3 separate regions of the Mus musculus genome follow, and regions 1 and 3 are each linked to region 2. A link is a loop called in an ENCODE intact Hi-C map of the cell type or tissue named here. Cell type or tissue: gastrocnemius. All regions are shown on one strand.

Region 1 (8,000 bases), 360 kb after region 2:
TGACCAAGGCAATTCCTATAAGGACAACATTTAATTGGGGCTGCTTTACAGGTTCAGAGGTTCAGTCCATTATCATGAAGGCAGGAAGCATGGCAGTGTCTAGGCAGACAAGGTGTAGGAGGAACTGAGAGTTCTACTGTATCCAGGGAAAGACTGATTCTTCTGCAGTGGGTGGGGCTTCAAATTCACCACCACATTGGCACACTGCCTCCAACAAGACCATACTTCCTAACAGTACCACCCCCTATGGGCCAAGCATATTCAAACCACCACAGGTCCATAAAGTGAGGCTTGTTGACAAGAGGGAAAAGGCCTACAGAACAAGTATAATATTTCTTAGGTAAGATGGCAGGCTAGATGGGAGTACAGAGGCACAAACAAGGCTTCCCTAAGACTCAGGAACAGCGCTCTCTGCAAACACATTAAACTCAACATGTTTCAAGCTGATCCCATATCTCATCAGCCTCTCTATGAAGGATTGCTTTTTCTCCTTTGTTTTCCAAATTGGTGATTGCCAGCACTACCCACCATGTTGCAACAGGCTGTATTCCATCTGTCTCTAGCTTCAGCCTTTACTCTGTTCTACTGTACCTCCATTCCCTAAACACACTAAAATAGTGACAGCTCCCAGGGCACACCAAGCTGTCTTGATTGTCTGCCTTTCCTGGATTCTGTTCTCAACCTTAGCCAACTGTTTACTATCAAGACAGCACATGTAGCATCTCGGTCTGTGAAGTCCCTTTTGTTCATCTGCTGAGACCTACAGAACCTGTACCCAGCTAGAAGCCAGTGTCTCCATCTTATTAGTCTCTCAAGCCACATCTAGCACTGTTCCTAGTATATCTCAAGCATTCAGTGCAGTGATGAAACTTAACCCTAGTAAACCTAGGGTTACAGAGAACTGTATCACCGGGCAGGTTCAACACTGTGAACACCATACAGTATACCTTTGTGTATTCATAGGTCATATAACCTGGTATACAATGTATATACTACACCCATTGCATCTGGATATACAGCATATACTGCAGGTGGTTGTAGTACAATGGTAAAAACTTAAACATATCAAAAGGTAGGCTTATATAGTTACCACCATGAAAATGAGGAATGTGTAGTGCTAAAACACTACAATAGCTTTGTCACGGGATTGTAGGAATATTTTGTTTTAAAATCTTTGTTTTTGATTTTAGTCTCGGTTTTCTTTCTATTGTAATAAAGAACATGACCAAAAGGTAATTTTTAGAGGAAAGGATTTCAGCTTACATGTCCTGATCGCAGCCCATTATAAAGCAGCTCAAGGCAGAAGATCATGTAAACCATTATAAAGCAACCCAGGGGCAGGAACTTAAGCACAGGCTATGGAGTGCTGCTTCCTGGTTTGTTCCCCATTACTTGCTCACCATCAGTCAAGAAAATGCTCCCACAGACATATGACAGACAGTCTGATAGAGGCATTTGCTTAGTTGAGATTCCACGCCCAGATAGCTCCAGCTTGTATCAACTTGACATAAATCTAACCAGGAAAGTTTTGGTGGTGTTGTCTTTGTTGAGACAAGGTCTCACTACATATCCCAGGCTAGCCTCAGACTCACACTGTAGCTCAGACTGGTCTTGAAGTCTTGGCAATCCTCCTGTCTCAGTCTCCTGACTATTTGGATGACAAGTGTGTGCTCCCATATGTGACTCCATAATACTCCCATGGACCACTGGTGTATAGTACCTAGCATTGGCCAGATCATCACGCACTGTATATGACTTTGTTTTATAAATAAAGAATACGATTAATTTTGGGGTAGACTAAGTATATTTGACTAATCATAACAATCCCATGTGAGACACTGCAACACTATTACACTTTTAGTCATGTGATCTTCTCATTCACCTTTGTCCTTCCACCACTCCTTTCTCGGGCAGGATTCTCTTTGATCTCCAGACCTTTGGAAAACTTTCTACCACCACATACAACAAGTAGCATTACCCTTAGATCCCTCCTCTTCACAAACACTGGCCCAGGGATGGGTCTCTAGTCTGGATGCCTTTGTGGTGTCCTGAGGAATTAGCTTGCTTGCTGGTAGAGGTAGTGTCAGGTGAGGGAACAGGCAAAAACAAGCCATTTCTTGGCATCCAGAAGTGGCAGTTTCCAGTTGAACCACGTGAGGCTGTCTTGGGATTGGGCATGAGGTAGGCAGCATACAGTGTTTCTCATGGATGGTATGCTGTCACACTCCCTGGCTGGGTAAGCACTTTGATTTCCAGCCTCTACCTGGGGAGCATGGTGGCCACCAGGGCCTTCTACAGTGGCTGTTTTTCAACAATGCTATGACCTTGGACTGGTTCCTATTGCCTCTCTAGTATCACAGGGGTGCCTTTTCCACCTTTAGATTAAGCATCCTTGTCCATCTCCTGCAAGAGCAAACCACCAGCCTCCTGTCCAATAAGGCACACTGGTAAGTGGAGTCACTTGCTGGTCTCCATCTCGACCTAAGCCACTCAATAAAGTTGTATTCCCTCTAGGTCTGGTCCTGTGGACAATCCTCTGTCTCCTGACTCTGAAGGAGTATGAGAGATGTACTCTTCAATCTCCAGGAAGCTCACAGCGAAGCTAAAATGCCCAGAGAAAGTACAAAGCACCTGAAGAAAAACTGCTTTAAAAAAGTCAAATCCAAAATATAGATACACTAGAGCTTGTTAAAAATAATTTGTCTCAAGACACATATATTTTTTTTTAATTCAGGAGACTTAGAGTTTCTTAGCTGATTTCTAAAGACTCAGGTGAATTGAATCTATGGGGCTCCAATAACAGTGTGGACAAAATAAAAAAGATGAAAGCTCCCGAGTGGGCCAGTTGTGGTTGCAGGCCCCAGCTCTAAGGAGAGAGTGGCCGCCTGGCCCTGTGTGGATGTGCTTACTACTCTGGTTTCATCTCTCTGCCCTCTGTGGCCATAGAATTCCCAAGGAGAGAAGTCTGACTGCTCTGAACAGTGAGCACATGAGAGAACACTAACATTTTAAGACATAGCAATCCTTCTAGGTACTTCAACAGCCCTCTTCAAACATCCACAGGCTTCTTATAGGAAGAATTCAGTGGGTCCAGAAATAACTATTTCACACCTTCCCCAACCTTGAGCACAAATCAGTATTGGGGTAGGGCTGGTGTCTTTTAAGACCACCTTTTTTCTTGATAAAGTTGAGTCTTTAAAACCTGGTAAGGTCAGGAATGGTGGCACAGGATAAGAGATCAAAGCCAGCCTGGGTTACATAGTGAGACCCTCTCACAAACAACCCAGAACCCAGTGAGGTGCTGGATATAAAAGAATGAGCTTAGAGAGGATTTAGTGGAAAGGCTCTCAGGAGGACTTATTCTCAGCATAGTGGGGAAGAATCTGGCTTCTCAGAGTCCACCCAAGAGAGAAGAGTGAAGCAAAGGAATGAAAAAGGAGCCACAGGAAACAGCTAGATGCGGAGTATACTAGAGAGCTTTGAGGGAGATTGTGGTCATTGAGAAATCCCAATGGTGAGATAGATGGCTGAAATCTCTTTTTGGAACATTTCAGAAATGTAATTGTAGACTGTTTGCTATGTGATGTAACCTCTCCCCTTTGACCAACAAACCTTCATTAAAAGTTCTGCTACATGTTATAGCCTCATTTTTTGTGGTTTAGGAGTAAGAGTTGGAAAGAGAAAGGGGCTGATGTGACTACAAGAGCTAAAGAAACAGTTGTAAGACTGGAATAGTGAGTAATGTTTCAGATGAGGCAGCAAACTAGAGCCAGAGATGACCATGAAAACCTAAGTCCCCTCAGTAATTCACAGAAATCCTGGGGACAACATTGTACTTTCCACAGGACATAGGAATTGGAGCCAATGTCATTTGAATGACTCTCAAAGGATAAGATACCGCAGTTGACCCCAGCTTACGAATAGGCTTTCCCTTCCCAAATGGATGGGTTCTTGGAAAACATAAATATGCCACATGCACCTCTACCATCCCAGGGCCTTTATACGGGGGCTGTACACAGTAGAATCCAGAAACTGTGCGAGTCCAAACTGAACGTTCTGCACTACACTCACTGAGAGTGGAGCTGGCAGGGAGAGCCTACTGCCTAGAGAGCATGGAGCAGGAGAACCCATTTGGCTGGGACTTTTTCTCAATCTGCCCTGTTCTCTGCCCTCTGACCAACCCATCAACCTTATCTTAATGACCTCTTCACATCAGCACTGCAGCCTGAAGGTCTTGTAAACAGACAAGGCCCAGGAGGAGATGGTGATGGAGGTCATAAAGGGTTGTGTAGAAACCAGACTGCTCTCAGCTTGTTCTGCACCCCTGTGAAGTAAAAAAGCAAACACTGTCCCCTGGAAATGGACTTCTGGCCCAAAGGGCCCAGGGTGTGGGCCGGGAGTAGGCTGTCTCTAACACTGAATTTTCCCAAAAAGGGCCGGGTAAAATGTGTCCGGTGGGACTCTGGTTTATGCTCCCAAGCATCGCTCTTGATATGCCATCTTCCCGATCCCCGATGCTCTGCCACCTCCCCATGCTGAGGTTTCCTGGGGAGTTGGTAGTCCAAAGACCCTTAGTCTTGTGGCATCTTTATAGGAGTCACACTCGGCTCAATAGGGCTGATGGCACCACCTGGCGGCAGACAAGGTTCAACTACTCACCCTGGGACGTTCATCACCGAGGCGCAGGAAAGGAGGGGCGATTCCTGCGGCCCGGCCCAGCATGTTGACGTCACCAGAGCGCGCCATTTGTCCCCGCCTCTTTCCGCCCCCCTCTCCTTGGGGCTGCCAGTACTTGACGTGGCGTCTCCGCCCTCTACCCTTACTTTGCGTGCGTGCTTGCGTGTGGCGGAGGTGGCTGCGCGGGCAGGTCGGAGCTGCGTGCTGTTGCTTCTGGTTCTGTGGCCGCCGTCGCTGTCCGGCAGGCTCCGGTCTCGGAGCCGACGAGGCGCGCGCGCGCGGGTCCCAGCCCTTCGGAAGCCCAAGCAGCTCGGCGCGGGGCCTGGCGGGAAGGCGGGCGAGCGCGTGGCCGAGGGCGCCGCGCGGACGGGCGGGCGCCCGTGAGGGAAAGAGGCGGGGGCGGCGGGTTAGCCGCGGGCCGGGCCGGCCGGGGGATGTCGATGCCTGACGCGATGCCGCTGCCCGGTGTCGGGGAGGAGCTGAAACAGGCCAAGGAGATCGAGGACGCCGAGAAGTACTCCTTCATGGCCACGGTCACCAAGGCTCCCAAGAAGGTGCGGGGCTCTGGGTGGCGGCGAGGGCCCTCGAGGAAGGGGCGCGAGCAAGCCCCGGGCCCGGACTCGGGTAGTTCGGGACTTAGGGCTAGGGTTTGGGGTGCTCAGGACCATTGACACGATGTAGTGGGTGGCCGGTGAGCGGCGATGGGCCTAGCTGGAGCCAAAGAGGCCGCTCTGACCTCGCTTTTCTTTGTCCCTCGGCCGGAGTCCTCCTGGATCTTACTGAAGCCCGACAGGGCCAGGCCTTAAATTCGCGACTGACTTTTCCTGGATGGAGGGCCTTGAAGACGAGATTGGGAGGGGGTGAGCGACTCAGCTGACCCCTGTGACCTGTCCAGGGGATGAGGTTGTGCAGGAAATTTCCCCTCAGGTGAGTGGGGGAAATCAGGCAGCTCTTTTTCAAAGCATCTTCTTGGGGGAGAATTGGCCGTTCGACCAACAACTGCGTGATCGCTTAGAGGCAAGAGGAAAGAATCGTATGAACTGGTTTATGCAGCTGACGGTTCTAAAAGCAACAAGAGATGGAAAGGCAAAATGGTAATCGCCGTGCAGTCTTCCACCTGCTAGGAAGTATGTGAGAAAGGAAAATTTAGAGGTTGGTGACAGTAGACACTGTCATGGATGCAGGTTGATCGCAGTCATGTGAATAGATCACTTAGACATCCCTCCAGAAAGGAGCTTGGGTGGGTTGGGGAGGTGGGTGGGAAGAAATGATTGCTCATTCTTTACTGCACTTACAAGTTCAGCCTATTGTGCTGGGGGTTGAGCTCAAAGGACATCCTTCTATGGCTCTTGGAAAAGGTGATCTATGGAGGGCTGAGTCTAACTAGCTCTCTCAGTGGTAGGGTCGGGGTCTCCAGTGCTTTCTGTCGAACCTTTGCTGACCCTTCCTCTAACCTGGTACCCAATTAGCAGTGGAACAAGGAGGTGACCTTTCTGAAATAGTTTCCTCTTGTATAAAGTCTCTTCACAATCAATCCTGCCTACAGTATTTGTAGGGTTCAAGGATGATATAGATTCAGCTGAGCAAGGTTTGCAGAGCAGTTAATCCCCAAGGCTCCTGTACTGGAACTAGTTAAGCTGCTCTCAGTGCCTGAGAGGGCTTTATTTATTTTCCTCCAGGAAACTAATTGACTGGTCTTGGGGAAAAAAAAAAAAGTCATTGCTGTGTGCTTTAGCTCTGTTTTCTCACAAAATTGAGAATGTCACCAATAACACCTTTGAAAGGTTTATAGAAGGTCCCTCCATCCTAAGGGATCCAGTTGACCTCATTTTTAGTGCTCTCATTCCCCAACTGCTTTGTTAGAGAAGTGACCTTTTGCAATCTGCACTATTTGAATACAAAGTTAGAGTTCTTACAAGCAAAATGCATACGTGCAGTACCTCAGATGAGTTAAGTGGAGAATTGGAAACACTGATAGACTAACCCCCTGACTCTTATCTCTTGTCATAAGCCCACCTTCTTTTGTCTAGGTACTCCAGAGAGTCTTAGTCATTTTTATTGTTCCTTATTTTTTTCTTTCAGTGTAACTATATTCTTGCAAGTCAATATTGATAAGCCAAAATCTGTATTATACATTGTAAACTCCTGGAGGCCAGGACTCTTGGTTACCATTGTATCTATGGAGCCTAGTTATGGAGCCTAGTTTTGTCCCTTGAATGTAGTACTCAATTATTAATTGGCAATCTGGCTAACCAGTAACTGAGATGCTGAATGCCAACAGCAGTAAATATCCCTTTTCCTCTGTCTGAAAGGAATATCACAAATGAGTATTATTGTGAAGCCAAGTGCTAATGACTTTAGAGACTCATATTCCATTAACTAAAATAAGCAAGTCCTGCCAGGCGTGTGGGAAGACCCTGTTGTAAATTTCCATTTGCTAATGTATGTGTCCTCATGTTATTCATCTTGTTCTTTGAGCTTTATTGTGTGGTATGTACGTTGTACTTGTATTAAGATGTATTATGATGACTAATTACCTTCCCTTAATGATGATGATAAGAAGCATTTACTTAGTTAATGGACCAGTTAAGGACTAGTCAAGGTCATGTAGTAAATTCTGGGTACTCTGGTTTTGGTTTTTTATTCCCTCTCAGGATTTCAGTTCCTCGATATTCTGACTTAGGTCACTGTTGAGCCTCTTCCATGTGGTGATAATGTGATGAAGTATAGAAAAGGTGAGGGTGCAGGTGGCATGGTACTGAATAGTGTGAGGAAAAGGTCTCTTTAAAATGATGTAGTCCGTCATCCCAAAGGATCCCAGCTCGACTGTAGACCAGGTAATCTTTGGATCATTCCCATTACTGAGCTCTCGCTGGAATTGAGGGCATTCCTGGGGCCATAGGTGACTTTAAAGCTTCTCCATCAAGTCAGCTTCTAGTATGCTTGTCTTGCCAGTTTTTAATTATTGTTTGCTTTGTTTGAGGTACAGTATATTATATGCCCATTCAAGCAAAAGCATATCTTATTCTCTAACTAAAATGATAGCCAGTTTTATATTGGATGTCTACTCCAGTACTATATATTACAGGGCTTGTTGGTTTGATTTAAGACTTGAATATTTGGCAGTCAGAAAGCCAACTATTAATTGGTATCCCCCTAAGTGAATAACTCTTGTGCCTCAGTTTCTGCATTTGCCTAATAAATGTCTGTTGTTTGGAACAGGTGATGCCAGAGATATTTGGAACTTAAGATAGTAACAGTAATTTTTTAAAGTATATTTTACTCCCTCCTTAAAATATTTTCATATATTAATTTATGGAGGG
Region 2 (8,000 bases):
TCTGCTGCTGCATGGGCCACAGACTCCATCATAGCCCTCGGCAGCAGTGAAGGCCAAGGACATCAACACGGAAGGGCACACTTTTGAAGGCAGGCTCCCAGTGTCTCTTAGCTCCCAGGATCTCCTCCTTCTCTGTTCCTACTGTCACCGCAGCGGTGGCCCTGAGCACCCTGGGGGAGCCCCCGTGATCGTGGGTCTTAGGAGATGCTTTGGGAGTGACAGTGGAGACTCAGGCACACTGTCCCCTCCCAGGGCTCAGCGCTCCCAGCCCACACCAGCCAGCCAACATTCTATTTATCATGTTCTTTTCCTGGATTGTTTCATTTTCAGATCCTCACAGCTCACTCGATAGGATCTCTTTTATTAGCCACAGTTCACAGGTGGATCTCTCTCTCTCTCTCTCTCTCTCTTTCTTGGCTTTGGATTTTTAAAAACTTTTTATTGATTCCTTGTGAGGTTCACGACATGTACCCTGCTCAGTCCTGCTCATCTCCCTGTCCCCTCATATCTACCCTTCGCCCTTGCAATCTTCTCCCACTGCGTGTGCACACACACACTCATTGTGGAATCTATAGTGCCCCACAGTATATCCCTCTGTTCTCACGTCTTCCCTTGTGAATGTTCAATACAATGAGTCATTGGTCTGGTTCGAGGTCTCTGGCTTCTGTGACATCATCAATACTGTATCCTCCCTGCGACTCCTCCCAGTTTTCCTGTTGTTGCCCTGGGTCATGGAGATCCTGCAGCCCTGGATCAGCAGGACCGGCCCCATCACAAATCCCAACCATTTGCAGATGATACAGATTTGGGGTAGGCCAACTTAGAGCCCTGGATTTGGGTCTGGATGGCAGACCAGCTCTCCCTTATCTGCACACCGGGACAAGCTGTCCAGCACTGCTCCAGCTAGGCCACCTCGTGCCTCCGTCTGCAGGAGGCAGGATCAGCTCTTTTGCTCTCATGCCCTTGGAACCAGATCAGACATGCCCACATCTCCAAAGCCAGCTCCACTGTGCTGTCCCGTCAAGGTGCAGGGGCTCACTCTCCCAAGTGCTGCAGCCTGGGAGGGGCTGGGCCAGTTCTCCTGCTCTCACACCCCCAGGGCTAGCTCAGCCAATGCCTTCACCATAGAACCAGCTCCACTGTGTTGCCTAGGCAAAGTGCAGGACTCACTCTCCTGAGTGCTATAGCCAGTGAGGGGACAGGGCTAGCTAGCTCTCTCAACTCTTATGACCCAGGACGAGCTCTCTGGACTACTGCAGGTGAAGCGGGGAGGGCATCACCCCACCACCACCACCACACCACACCACTACAAGGCTGATGAGTGGTGGGGCCAGCTCTCCCACACTCTCACCCCCTGGGCTAGCTCATCTGAGCCCCCTCCACCAGAGCCAGATCTATTGTGCTGGTCAGGTGAGGTGCAGGGCTCCATCTCATGAGTGCTGCAGCAGGCAAGAGGTAGGGCCAGCTTACATACTCTCATGATCCCGGGGCCAGTTATATCAACTGCTGCAGGTAGTGAGGGGGTGAGTGAGTGGAGGACATCTACCTCACGGCAGATGAGTGGCAGGGCTAGCTCTCTCTTGCTCTGTCCTCAGGGCTAGCTGTCCCTCTCTGTCTAGGGACAGCATTACTCTGCTGCCCAGGCAAGGTGCACAGCCTTCTCTTCTGAGTAATGAAACCAGCAGTGGGCAGAGGTAGCACAGGTGGATTGTCTAATCTGCAGATTAAGGGATTTTCTGGTTGCTCAGTGTTGTGATGTGAGAGCCAGGCTTTCCAATTCTCATTTGACTCCAGATTCCAATCTGAGCCACTGTGGCGTACCACCTCTAGTGTTCTAGAAACCTCTGGAGTTTTGCAGGTGACGTTAACTTGGAACATCTGAGTTTCACGTTGAGATGCAGTGATGCTCAGCTGGTGTGGGGAGGTGCTTACAGGTTGTGACAAAGCAGGAGAACCCACAACCCACTGGTCTGTCACTAGAGTCTGACTTGTCTGTCCTGCTTGGTAAGCTGTATTTTCTTCTGTGTTTCTCTGCCAGGGGTCACCCAGGGTAAATTATTTTATATTATTCTGTTTCTTTTATTAATCAATTTGACACTTCCTTCGTCTGTGGATGCCACCAGAATAACCGTTTTTCTTTTTTTTTTTTCTTTTTCATTTCAAATATTATCATTTTTTTAAGATTTATTTATTATTATATGTAAGTACACTGTAGCTGTCTTCAGACACACCAGAAGAGGGAGTCAGATCTTGTTACAGATGGTTGTGAGCCACCATGTGGTTGCTGGGATTTGAACTCTGGACCTTCGGAAGAGCAGTCGGGTGCTCTTACCCACTGAGCCATCTCACCAGCCCATAACCGTTTTTCTATGCAGGGTTTCTCTGTGTATCCCTGGCTGATCCGTAGACCAGGCTGGTCTCAAACCCAGAGATCCTCCTGCTTCAGTCTCCTTAGTGCTAGGAATTAAAGGTGCATTCCACCACTGCTTGATTTAGAATAACTTTTCAATAAATAGGTCTCACATACACACAGGCGCGCATGTGCACACACACGAACACACACATGAACACACACCCGAACACACACACACACACACACACACACACACACACACACACACAATTTCCTCCTTTCTTTACTCTTCTACTGCATCAAACTGTTTCCCTGGTCCTCCAAATCTTGAGCCTCTGCTACCCAGCAGTCACTTCTCCCAGGCTGCTTCTCTGGTCTCTTCTTTGAGGTTTTCCCATCGTGTGTGTGGGTCATGTGTGGGTCTTGGAGCTACCCTCTGGTCTCTCTGCCTTCTGCTGCCCATCTCGTCACCAGGCAACCCTGTCTCCTGAGAAGGTCTAGGAGACACTTCTTCTGCAGTTAGCTGCTCTTTGCGATTCTTCCCTCAGAGCTTGGAGTCAGAGGCTCCTGTGCACACAGACATGGGGAGGAGAGAAGAGGAGCAGAGCCTTGGCAGTGCTGGCAGAGGGCCCAGGTTGGATGGGTTTGTTAGACGTTGCCACACTGGCAAGGAGATGATGCCCATCCTGGAGATGAGGCCTCACACGCCGCATCCTCAGCTGGGCCTCTAGAGATGGCCAATCCTGGAACCGACTCCGTCTGACCTAGGATTGAACAAGGTGCAATAAAGACTCAAAATACCAAGCAGAGCATTTGCAAAAACGTCAATCAGGAGCACTTTGGGGAGCCGGAGGTTGAAGCCATGGCTTTGAGAAGCAGGAGTCAGTCTTGCATTACCTCTTTTTCTGTATCAATGTGGCCCTGATCAGAGACAGGCTACTCTACAGTTCAGTGCCTTTGTGCATTCGGAAGGTTTTCCCTCCATGGCTGACACTGCTGCCTGTAGGGAAACTTGACCTTCAGATGCAATGGCCAAGAGAGGCTCTTGTTAGATAACAACTTGTTTTATTCTTGTGGTGGCCTTGGCCTGGGGTCCCCAAGGCCTTCCAGATTCAGCTGAGTTATCAATGATACCTCTGGTTCTTAAAAAATATGTTTTAAATTTATTCTTTGATAATTATATATATGCAATATATATGTTATAAAATATATGCAATTTATCTTGACCATAAATTTATCTAACTGCTGCTGCCGCCGCTGCCCCACTACTGGCTCTTGTGCCTGAGGTTGCTACCTGGCTGGGCGTGGAAGCTGCAGACAGCCTCCTACGTGAGCCTATATTGGCTGATGGTCCAGCTGCTCCTGTTCCCACACCACTCCAGTCCAGTCGCTTGTCAGAAGTTGAGTATCTGTACAGCTGGAGGTGTTCCCAGATGGCCACGTTTTGCATATTCACATCAACGTATCCCCAGGGACCCCACTGCAGGGAATCTTGGTGTATGGCTTGTCCCCTCTCCTCTGTCACATTCTGTCCCCATGAACCTTGCTGGGCCTTTGTATTATGTGCAAACCCATGGCTGTTCTTCACCCATGCCATCTTTGTAGGAATGAGGAAAAAGGTGGGTTCCTTGGGAAGATAGCTCTGGGTGTGATAGCTCACGGAACTGAAAGCGACTTTTGTTAAAGAAAAATATATGGCTGTGTGGTGTTTGCTGATTGAAGACAGTTCTTCCATAGAGTGGGCTAAAAGAACCTTAAGGCCACTGCCTTGTAGTTGCACATTTTGGACAATAGGGGTCACTGTAGGAATTGTTAATTCAAGAAACCTCGTGGGGATTTAAATCTCTAAAGCATACTAGTTACTTCAATTTGCAGCCGGGTTGACTGGTGATCAGGACGTCTAGTCACTTTGGGTTGTCAATGTTTTCCTGTTTCACTTGTTGACCCAGTAGGTCTGTGGTTAGCTCTAGCCCCAGTGGCAGGTTTCTGAAGGGAATCCGGGGTTGTAAACATCTAAGAGGAGGAAGTTGCAGTCCACGCTCCCTGTACACGATATCAGCATTTGCAAATGGACAGGAAGTCTGCCCAGCTCCCATGTGTCTGAGGAGCTGGGACCCTTGTCAATAATAGACATTCACTCAGGACTTCATCTGCCCCTCATAACTATAAACACTAATACCCGTCTTGTGGGTTTAACTATTGTGAGCAGATCAATTGTGTTTATAAAATAAAATCAAGAAGCATAAAAGTATAAATACATATCACTGTAGTTAGGACTTGTGTGCATCCAGCTTTATAACTGTATTCATCTAAATATCTTAATGAAGTCTTTAAAAAAACCAAATTTTTATTATATTGTGTACAGGTGGGCACGCACATGCCACAGAATATATATGGAAGCCAGAAGACAACTTTATGGACGCCAGTTTTCTCTTTTTATTTTTATGTGGGTTCTTGGGATCAAATTCAAGTCAGCAGGCTTGTGTGGTGTTAAAAATCAGACTGAAGGGGCTGGAGAGATGGCTCAGCGGCTAAGGGCATTTGCTGTTCTTCCAGAGGACCTGATTTCAGTTCTGGCTCCATGGGATCTAACGACACCCCTCTGACCTCTGCAGGTACCAACATGCATGTACACAGATACACATACCTACACATAAATTGTAGTAGGAGAACAGCCCGAGGCCTACATGAACGGGGTATTTCTGGAAGGCAGGCTGGGGCTGAAAGAGAGAGAGACTAGACGGTGAGAAAAGAATGAAGCCAAGACAAATGTTTCTCTGATCAAGGCCCAGCCTGCCTTCCAGAAATACTCAGTTCATGTAGGTCACGGGCTGGCCTCCTACTACAGATTGGCTCCCGAACCAGGGGCCTGGAAACGGCGGGAAAACACTGAGGGACCGCTGTCTTGTGTGGAGCTCCAAGAGAAGGGAAGAAAAAGAAGATCGTATTGGGCACAGTGAGCAACAGGTATTTATGCTAGCGCTGGTTTTAAACTTCATTTTTTAAAGTGTTGCTGGAGGTGCGATAGGATACTGGCTAAGTTGGAACAGTGCTGACCCGGCACTGATTCCACTTAGGGTTTGGCAGCGAAACATGTGTGGGACTAAAAACTTTGAATCAGGCAGTTGTCTGTAGTCAAGGACTGCATCAGGGGAGAGGAATGGGGTTTAAAATAATAAAATAAAATAAAATAAAATAAAATAAAATAAAATAAAGGAAATTGGATTTTGAAACTCTCCCAGAGACAGAGAGAAATCGGGGGACACCCTGTGTTATTCTCTCTGGTCCCTACAGCAGAAGTTCTCTGCCCTCTTTGTGTTGTCTAATGTCTGGTGCACCAATCCGTTCATGTGTCAATTCATGTGTGCTTTGTTTCGTTGTCTGAATGACTGAATGTTCTGTGTTTCATGTTGGAAGATAAAAATGGCTAAGACTTTATCTGCTGGTTCAGCAAAGCCCGAGAGTGGCCCACACTTTAGCCAAGAATCAAGCACAGCAGGGGAGCCAAAGCCACCTTGTCATCTCTCATTCTCAACAAATCTGGACGGTAGCGGATGTGAAGGAGCTGAGACAAGTTGAGCAGTTCTCTGGTGGGCAGGTACAGTTAGAACCCCACGAGGGGAAGCAGCCATGATTTTAATTTCTCCCTAATAGTCATTATCTATAACACCTGGATAAATCTGCAGACCTTTTACAATAGAACCGCTTCGTCCTAAAAGAAAACCACAAGTTTCTGCAGGTAGAAGTCCAAAAACTCCTGTAGGCAGAGTTTGAACTCCCATTTCTGGAGTTAATACTGTGTGGGTGGTAGAACAGAGGTCCAATCCTGCATTTCCTGGGGTTCCCCTGACAAGTTCAAAAACAGATTTCTTTGGCTGGGCAGCAGCTTCATGGCCACTATCTGGGAAGGTTACAGTCTGGGTAGGAGGTGGAGCCTTGCTGGAAGGAATCAGTCAGTCATAGGAGCAGGTTTTGTGTTTAGAGCCTTGCTCCACTTTGAATTTGCTTTTCTGTGCCCCATGCTTGCACTTGAAGATGTCCTCTCTCTATTTCCTGTTGCTTGCTGTCATCGTTCCTCTGCCATTTGTTCTGCCATGGGTGGCGGTACTCACCTTAAACCCCAGCTCCTTCCACAACCAAATGCCGAAAATAAACTCGTTCATCCACAAGTTGCCTTTTGGTCATGGTATTTGATTATAGCAACAAAAAGTAACTAATTCAAGAAGCTCCCCTTTGAAACCTTTCTCAAGAAAGAGAAAGTGGGGCTGGAGAGATGGCTCAGAAGTTAAGAGTACTGGCTGCTCTTCCAGTGGTCCTGAGTTCAATTTCCAGCAACCACATGGTGGCTCACAACCATCTGTAATGAGATCTGATGCCCTCTTATGGTGTATGCAGACAGGGCACTCACATATATTAAATAAATAAATACATCTTAAGAAGAAGGATGAGGAGGAGAAGAAAAAGAGTAAGACAACAACAGGAGGACTAGAGAGGAGAGAGAGAGACAGAGTAAGAGATAAAAATGCCTTATTTTAGAATTTTCCCTAGGGTTGAAGAGTACAGCCATAAATCAAACCTGTTTCAAGGTGGCAGGTGTGTGTGTGTGTGTGTGTGTGTGTGTGTGTGTACAGGGGATACCGAGTTGTTTGTTTAGAGTGAGGGATACAGAATGTCTGCCTATGCAGTGGCTGAGGAGGCCTGGCCTCACTTCTGAGACAAAGAGGAGGGAGCTACAGGGTCTGTGGTCTGATGTCTCCAGCCTTTTTGTTGTTTCTATAAAAAAGAAATAGAGGAATGGCTTTATAGGAAAAGGAAAGTAGAGAAGGGACCAAGGGAACCTGGTCACTGAATTCAAGTCTCTGGCTTCCTCAAGTTGACTATTGAGGTGTAGTAGGGTCGTGGGGGGGGGGTGCTTCTTTTGTAGCTGTTAAGTCAGGCAAGGCTCTAAACACAAAACCTGCTCCTATGACTGACTGATTCCTTCCAGCAAGGCTCCACCTCCTACCCAGACTGTAACCTTCCCAGATACTGCCACGGAGTGCAGGAGACAAGTATTCAAATACATGAGCCTACCGGGACCATTTTCAATCTAGCCACCACACCTCCCCTCTTTTCCGTGGTCTTTGAGGCAGAGGTTGGTACCAGGATTTATGAAGTGGGGAAATATTGTCCATATAAATGCTGAATGGCAACCTGGGTAAATCGAATCAGCAAGCAGAATAGAGCAGGGCTCACAGGTGGAAGACTCAAAAAGTAATTCCAGGAAGAACCACAAGTGTAGATCAGGGATTCTATGACAAGCTTTGATATTATTTTTGGATTGAATTTGTTAAGAAGGAGGGATGAGGTAAATAGAAGTGTTAATGACAACGTGATCACTTTGCTTTTGTTTCTGAGGAGCATCCTCACCGTGTGGCCCTGGCTGGTCTGGAACCCACAGAGTTCTGTTTGCCTCTCTTCCCACATGTTGGGGTTTAAGGTGAGGTTAACCTGTGTAGGTTAGCGGAGGGGATGGGGAGAGCATCAGTGGGCCAAGAGGATGCTTCACTTTTTTATTGCTGTGATAAAACACCCCGATCGGAGTAGCTTTAGGAAGAAAGCTTTTATTTTTTACTTACAATTCTTGAGTGGGTAGAACCAATATGCC
Region 3 (8,000 bases), 120 kb after region 2:
TTCCCTCCCTCCATCCCTCCCTCCTTCTCTCTCTCCCCTGCCTCCTGCTTGTGAGTCAGATAGATGCGAGCTCTCAGCTACTGCTCTAGCCCCATGCCTGCCTGCTCCCCTGCTACTGTGTTCCTCACCATGATGGCCATGCAAGCTGCCTTGATCATGGTGTTTGTCACAGCAATAAGAAAGGAATTGAGACAGCCTCAGATCCCCCAAGAGAAATACAGAGACTGCTTGCTTTTCTGTTTGGCCCTGTCCTGGGTCATTCCCATTTCACTGCTCCTGTACCTCCAGGTTGTATGGACAATGAAGTCTGGAGTTTGTCAGACTGGCAGAACCCTTGTTTCCAGCATGAGTACAAGAACAGACTCTCAGGTTGAAGCAATGCCTTTTTATGCATATGTTGAGATCTGAGCCCAGATTCCCAGAGTCTAGGTGTGAAAAACTGATCTACCAGGAAAGGAGATGGGCAGAACAGGTCCTAGCTGGCCTGTCTCCAGGGATACTGCCAACTTCCTGAGAATCCAGCAGGGGGCAGATGGAAGCAGGCCTGCCAATCAATCACTGCCTTCGGTATCTGAAAGCTCAGACCCGCCTTCGGATGATAGCTCCTGGAATTAGATTGGCTTTTACTTGTTACAGTGGGTTGGGCTTTATGGTTCCACGGTTGGTTCCTTTGGGGAGGGGCAGAGCAGCTCCGGACCTGTTCTCAGACTCATCAGCTGAGCATTACAGAGTCTTTCCCGACCAGTGACTGACTGCACAGTCTTCGAGGCTGGAATAGCAATCATGCCCGTGACTCTGGGTTATTGGGATATCCGTGGAGTGAGTGGGAGGTTGGGCTGCTAGGCGGGAAGGGCCCAGGGTCAGAACACAAAGCGGGACTACAGGCTTGGTTCCACGAAGAAGATTCCCATCGGGTTTTCCTTGACCCCCCCTCCCCCTCTCTGTCAGAGCCACACCCCCCAGTCCAAACTCTGTCCCTGCCTTTCTCCCTCTCCCCCGCCTCCCTTCCTCTCTTCTTAGTGAAAGGTGTAAAGGCGTCCCTAGAGGTGGTGAAGGATTTCACTAACGGACTTATGTTACCCACTATCTCTCACAGCTGGGTCACGCCATCCGCCTGCTCCTGGAATACACAGAAACAGGCTATGAAGAGAAGAGATACGCCATGGGGGACGGTAATGACATTCTTCTGGTCACACTCTTCCCCAACTTCTGTCCACTGGTGCCCAGCAGCTTCTATCTATCTCTCTGTTTCTTAGCTTTGTGGATCTCCTTCAGGCAAACCCAGAGCTTATCCCTTCCAGAAACTTCCTTGAGGGTGCAGCTTTGGTTGTCAATATAGAATCATGGTTGTAACATGCTGGCCCTATTCTGACTGTAATTGGGTGAGGTTTGCCCACTACAGGCACTGCAGGCCTAGTGCTTTTGTAAGCCTTAGTTAGTCATTGAAAGGCCTATAGCCATTCAATAGCTCCTGGGCTTGGATTGGCTTTTACTCACTACATAGCTGTGCTATTCAAGTGTGCAGCTTTGGTTGGAAAGACTTACTGGGTCAGACTGCATATTCCTTGCACAAGGGGTCCTGCCTTTGACTTCTTGTGAAGGGGGCTTAGACGTCGTGACGTCCTTTTCACATCCTCTTGTCCACCACAGCTCCTGACTATGACAGAAGCCAGTGGCTGAATGACAAGTTCAAGCTGGACCTGGACTTTCCCAATGTAGGTGCTGTGAAGGGGAAGTTTGGGGAAGACATGGTGATCTCACCTCATCTCCTGGCCTGGCTGAGGGTTTAGGATCAGTGTTTCTGCTCTCCTGCTCCATCCCTGCTGGCTGCACAGTGTTCTGTGATGGGCTGTGTCCCAGCTCTCTCATTCAGTGCACACTGTGCCCATGGAGGGCTTCCCACGGCAGGCACACTGAGTGCCAGGCCCTGTGTCTTCTCTCACCCAGGGAAGGGATGGAGGGACCTCATATCCCATCTGACCTTCCCTGCTTGTCCATCCAGCTGCCCTACTTAATTGATGGGTCACACAAGGTCACCCAGAGCAATGCCATCCTGCGCTACCTTGGCCGGAAGCACAACCTGTGTGAGTGGGGCTGGCTGCAGGGTGGGGGACCATGGCCACCTACCCTGGTCTTGGCAAGGGTGGGCTGCTGAGAGTGAGTCTGGGCTGTGTGTGCTGCAGGTGGAGAGACAGAGGAGGAGAGGATCCGTGTGGACATTTTGGAGAAACAGGTCATGGACACTCGAATTCAGATGGGCATGCTTTGCTACAGCGCTGACTTTGTGAGTCTGCACTGTGTGGTATAGACAGGGTTTGCAGCAGGAGTCAAGGAAGGGCCTGTGTTCAGTTCCATGCATGTCCTCTTTGGAATGTGAACCCACCCATACTGATTTATCAAGCTCTCCTATCCAGCCAACAGTTCTTGCCCCACCCCCATTTTGTTAACAAGTACAACATACCGTTTCCAAGAAGTTTTGCGGTATTGTTATGATACCAAGGGCTGCAAATTCATTTCCTACACAGCAAATTCATATGTTCAATTCTTTTCAACTTTGACCTTGACCACTGCCATGAGCCACCTTGTCCCTGGGGTTCACAGATGAAAACCAGAGGGGAAAAAGGTCATGGGTATTTAGAAATCTACCCAACAGATTTCTCAGAGCTGAGTTCTTAGTGGTAGCAAAACTCGGGGCCTCTTGCTGGAGCTCACGGTCAGCTAGAGAACCACTGTCTCTTTCAACACCCTATGCTGTTCAACTGATTCTATTCTTTGAGATCCCTCTTTGAAATCACGTAGTCTCTTCTCTTGAGATTGTTAAATACTTGGCTTTCCTTCTTCCACTGGACTGTTCTGTTCAGAACCTGTCTGGAAGGCACTACCCTGGAAGGCAGTGCTGAGCTAGACATCAGTCATGACAGATTCAGGGACAGATTGGCATTTCCATTCCAGGCACCCCTGAGAGATGAAGCCTGCTACCAATCGAGAGTCTGATTATTAAAGTGGTGAAGCGTTAAATGGCACATGCCCAGAATTAGGAAGATGCCTGTTCCTTTGCACAGCTGGGCAAAGCCACACTTTCTCCCACAGGGCCTGCATGAGGGTTATGACAGCTATTATTTTCTGCTTCAGGAGAAACGGAAGCCAGAGTTCTTGAAGGGCCTCCCAGATCAGCTGAAACTCTACTCGGAGTTCCTGGGGAAGCAGCCATGGTTTGCAGGGGACAAGGTAGAGAGGGTAGCAGGTGGGCAGGAGGAGCTGCCATTCTTCCCAGGCATCCGGATCCCACCTCACTGAGCCTCACTTCCTGCAGATCACCTTTGCAGACTTCCTCGTCTATGATGTCCTTGATCAGCATCGAATGTTTGAACCCACGTGCCTGGACGCCTTCCCAAACCTGAAGGACTTCATGGCCCGCTTTGAGGTGATGCCCTGGTCCTGCTTCCTCTTGGATGCCCTACTTCCCTTCCCCCTTTCCAGGTTGCTTCCCTAGTTCTGATCTATTGAGCACTGACTTTCTGCCAGGACCCATGTTCAGCCTTCTAGATCTGCGGAGTCAATTTGTCATTGCCACACGCAGGCAACCTGGGTAGAATTAGCTGTCACGATGAACAGATAAGGAACACGAGACTGTGTAGGGTAAGCTACTTGCTCAGCATCCTAGCACGAGTAGAGGCTGTTCTGGGCTCCCAACTGCTTTTGGCTTCTAAGAGCAACATTCAGTGTCTCTTCCTGATTTGTGCCAAAAAGAAAGTCAGGCCTTTAAACAGCTTGGGTTTCCGGCCCAGGACCTGCAGTATGCAGATTATGTGAAGAATGTGTTTGTTCCTGCAACCGTTAGGCTGAGAGAAAGGCAGACTGATGTGCAGGACCAAGACATACTCCATGGTAATATTTGATTGGTGTTGTCAGTCCTGTGGCTGACCTGTGAAGTACTGTGACTCAGGGCTGCTCCTGTGGAAGACTTCATCTTGAGTTCTTTTGGTGGGTGTGCTTTTTCCTCCCGCCATTCCTCCAGCTCCCATTGTGTCCCCTATGAAGTGAGGTCGTACTTTGTCCTTACTGAGATGCTTTGGAATTTCCCTCTGTATCGGGCCCAGCTGGACGTGTAAAACTGTCCCTCCATCCCAGGACTGAGTGAAGCCGGTAGGTGGGGGGCACAACAGACCATGAGATGCCTGTGATATTAATGGCTGCCTGGCTCTCACCTCGCAGTTAACCATGATCCACCCTGAACTCTCTGGTTTGACACCAACAAGATGTACTTTTTTTCATTTTTGTATGTTCAAGGCATTGCCATAGCAACAGATCTCGGCCTAGAAGCACTTCTCCTTTCCCACTTGCCATTAAGAGATGCATGTCTTTTTTTAGTTAGCTCTCATCACTGCGGTTGTGATCCACATGGAGTGGCCTTGTGAGTGTGCACGAGCTGGTATAGCTGAGGAGGGGAGTGCAGAGGCCCTTGTTCTGAACACAGATGGCTGTGGCTTGTTGGGGACTGGTAGCTCTGGCTCTCTCTTGATCTTTGGAAATGACCTGTGCACTCTCTGACAAGGTGTCCTGTATCACACTCCACTGCATCAGAGCTAGAGATGAGATTGGTAGGGGCTCAGTGGGATTGTGCTTAGGGCTCAAGTGGAGACGTGTTAGCTTCTGGTGAACATCTGGAGCTGGCCACTCATGCTCTGCAGTCTCTTCGGCCTTCTCTGCATACACTCAGGGTTTGCTGAGTCACTGGGTGGCTCCTGGACTCTCTTCCAAACCACACAGGCCAGTTCTCAACCCTTTCGGTTTTCTGGATCCTTGCTTCTTTTAAGTACAGGCATGTCATTGTAGCCAGGAGTGACAGTGCCCCCTATGGGAGGCAGGAGGGAGTGCACAGGGAGCAGAGTGGCAGCCACAGTGCTGGGCTGACCCTCTTAGCCATGGGAGACTGAGGAAGTTTCTTAACCTCTGCTACCTCAGCTGATTGGTGTGATGGTGGGGCTGCTTTTGCAGGGTGGTGGGGTGGGTTTTCTCCTTCTGGATTTTAAAGTCTCTTGGCTGGTCCTGGAGTGGGTTTGCAGAGCTGAGGTCCTGGTTTCTCCTTCTCACCTGCAGGGCCTGAGGAAGATCTCTGCCTATATGAAGACCAGCCGCTTCCTTCCAAGTCCTGTGTACTTAAAACAGGCCACGTGGGGCAATGAGTAAGACCATGCATGGAGTGCCGGTGTTGGTGGGGAAGATCTATCAGTGTGCCTGTCACCGTGAACACTGACCGGGCCACAGCTAGCTTCCAGTAACTTCTCTTCATCAATCTTCCCATTTTTTTCCCTCTGTCTTTTCATTAACTTTCCCTCTACAAGAACTCCTTGTCTCCCCTTTCACTCAAGCCTCCAATGTCAGCTCCCTGTCCTCAGCAAAGTCCTTTGCTTCCCTTGTTTCTTTCTGCCATGTTTCTAACCAGACAATCTTTCACTGCACTTTGAGCAGCTTAGCCCAAAGATCCATACTCCCCAGTATGCAGGCTCCATCTCCAGAGTGGGAAGGCCCAGTCTTGTGTGAGCTCTAGTAAAGTGTTATCCATACTAGCTCTGTGTCCTGTCGTATTACCTAGAATTCTCAGGAGTGACTACATGAATGTGGCTGTGTGGTCTTTGTTCTGTGGTTCACAAGGATGAATAGGTGATGGGAACATGGGGTGGACTCTCAGGTAGTCAGGATGTATGACCACGCACAGGGGCTGCAAATATGGCTGAACTTTTCAGAGCACTTCCTTTCTTGTTTTGGGCCTGGATTTGGTTCCCGCCACCCACATGGTGGCTCACAATGGGCCTATAATCACAACTCCAGGGAATCTGATGCTCTCTACTGCCTGCTTGGGCTTACACACACACACACACACATACACACACACACACACACACACACACACACACACACACACACACAATCTTTTTAAAAAGAGAGAAATCATGATGTGCCCTGGCAGTGTTCACCTGGGGTTCTTATAGGTGGGTGTGTCTTCTATACCAGAATTCTCAGTCATCATCAAGCTGTGTGGTCATCCTGCAGTGTGATCATCCTGCAGTGTGGTCATCCTGCAGTGTGCATGCAGTCCCTCCGTTGGCCATGCTCACCTGTGAGTCTTGCTTCCGAGAGGTGCTAGGCTGATGGGCAGAGGGTGAACAGTCACCAGGTTTTACATCTACCCTCACCTGGAAGCCATCTTTCTCTCTTTTCAAGATGGTTTACTATAAGCATTCCCTACTGTCGGTGATTGCGTTGTAGGAATTTTCAAAAAACTCAATCATCAGCTCATCGAGGGGAGATTCTGGCTGTGTTGATACATCTGGCAGTGTCTGGCAAGTTAACGTTTGGGAAATTGTGAACATCTGCTTTTGGAGATGCTTGTGCCAGTGTTTGGCGTAAGGACTCTGGAAATAACCATGCTTCCTGAGAAAACATAGAATGGGCCACAGGAGGTTTTTCATGTGGAGGTGTTGTAGTCTGACCCAGAAGCCCTCGCTCACCTAAGCAGTTAAGAGGTGCAGCTGCCAGTGAATGGTTGGAGATGGGCAGATCTACTTCCCTAGGCCCCAGAGCAGCAGGGTGTGATTGGTGCTGTCAGGTCACCCACAAAGGAGCTAGATTCATTGAAGAAGCATCCTTTGATGGAGGCTAGATCATGGATTCTAGCCTTTGTCAACCACTTCTTGTGAGACCTACCTGTAACTTGGAACATGTTGGAGGATGGCCCTGCTGGGCATTGTCCTTACGCCAAGTCTCAGCTGCTGCCTGTTACAGCAGTTAAGAAGTAAGCACTCATAGGCAGATGTGCGGGTCACTGTGAAATAAATGATTAATTAAAATGAAAAGCTTATAAGATAAACATTCATAGATGAGAAATGTTTATTAATCTGGTAAGATCAAAATCCTTTATGCTGACTCTACTGGCTGGCTTTGTGTGTCAACTTGTCAGGAGCTGGAGTTATCACAGAGAAAGGAGCCTCCCTTGAGGAAATGCCTCCATGAGATCCAGCCATAAGACATTTTCTCAATTAGTGATCAAGGGGGAAGGACCCATTGTGGGTGGTGCCATCCCTGGCCTGGTAGTCCTGGGTTCTATAAGAAAGCAAGCTGAGCAAGCCAGGGGAAGCAAGGCAGTAAGCAGCACTTCTCCATGGTTTCTGCATCAGCTCCTGCCTCCAAGTTCCTACCCTGTGTGAGTTCCTGTCCTGACTTCCTTGGTGATGAACAGCAGTGTGGAAGTGTAAGCTGAATAAACCCATTCCTTCCCAACTTGCTTCTTGGTCATGATGTTTGTGCAGGAATAGAAACCCTGACTAAGACACTGACCTTTATTAAACACCAACTTAGACATAAATGCAACAAAAAATCAGGAAAAAGGTAAGTTAATAGAAGTATATAAAGGTTAAGTAGGCAGAAATATTAAACCAGACTAATACTAGTATCATTCTATATCAGAAGTTAGAAAAATACTTCCCAATACGTTTCAATAGTTCCTAGCTGAGTGTGCATGTTTGGATTCATTCACATGGCGTTTGACAGCCAACAGAAGTACTAAAAAGAACCAGGAAAAGATGCGGATGTGACTCAGTCTATAAAGTACTTGTGTGCCATGCAAGCGCAAACACACGAGTTTAGTCCTTTGCATAGATCAAGCCAAGTGTTGTGATATGAATTTATTATCCCTGAGCTGGGGCAATGGAAACTCTCTGAACTTACTCTATAGACAGCTTAGCTAAACCAATGAGAGCCTGGCTCAGTGAGAGATCTTGTCTCAAAAAGTAAGGAAGAGAGAGCTTGAGGAAGACACCTGATATCAACTGCTGCCCTCCACATGCAAGCAAACCCAGGCACACATGCGCACGCGAGCGTGCACGCGCGCGCACACACACACACACTTACACACTATGTGTATATGTATATATGTGTGTGTGGTCTCATGTGCTTAGGCAGAATATTATGATTGTCAAGGTGTATGGCAGAGACTGATT

The links. Peaks named below come from ENCODE experiments on the same cell type or tissue, not always from the same donor. Only the 100,000 strongest peaks of a DNase experiment are listed, where the experiment ranks them.
Region 1: it touches region 2 in a loop (2.0-fold over the local background); 17 of 42 quality-filtered maps call a loop at or near these places.
Region 3: a loop joins it to region 2, with 4 times the contacts of the local background. A loop is called at or near these places in 18 of 42 quality-filtered maps.

What each region holds. Positions count from the first base shown.
Region 1 is chr3:107,693,389-107,701,388 of GRCm38, reverse strand. Ahcyl1 (S-adenosylhomocysteine hydrolase-like 1) reads left to right here and starts at 4,829. Exons shown (of 17, transcript NM_145542.4): 1 at 4,829-5,231. The coding sequence starts at 5,112. It overlaps Gm40121 (a long non-coding RNA gene), which reads right to left and starts at 5,164. Exons shown (of 3, transcript XR_003954675.1): 1 at 4,660-5,164. In gastrocnemius, a CTCF peak has its summit at 4,629 (motif pointing left); a DNase peak (open chromatin) is centred at 4,747; H3K4me3 peaks cover 2,755 bases; H3K27ac peaks cover 2,615 bases.
Region 2 is chr3:108,057,840-108,065,839 of GRCm38, reverse strand. No RefSeq gene overlaps it. Among named protein-coding and RNA genes, the nearest start is that of Gstm4, 17 kb to the right of the region's middle. In gastrocnemius, a CTCF peak has its summit at 4,120; DNase peaks (open chromatin) are centred at 2,982 and 4,169; H3K4me3 peaks cover 263 bases.
Region 3 is chr3:107,936,417-107,944,416 of GRCm38, reverse strand. It overlaps Gstm6 (glutathione S-transferase, mu 6), which reads left to right and starts at 683. Exons shown (of 8, transcript NM_008184.4): 1 at 683-819; 2 at 1,097-1,172; 3 at 1,651-1,715; 4 at 2,003-2,084; 5 at 2,184-2,284; 6 at 3,133-3,228; 7 at 3,314-3,424; 8 at 5,101-5,570. The coding sequence starts at 784. The coding sequence ends at 5,190. In gastrocnemius, CTCF peaks have their summits at 516 (motif pointing right) and 4,854; DNase peaks (open chromatin) are centred at 2,981, 3,443, 3,629, 4,845 and 1 more place; H3K4me3 peaks cover 327 bases; H3K27ac peaks cover 1,347 bases.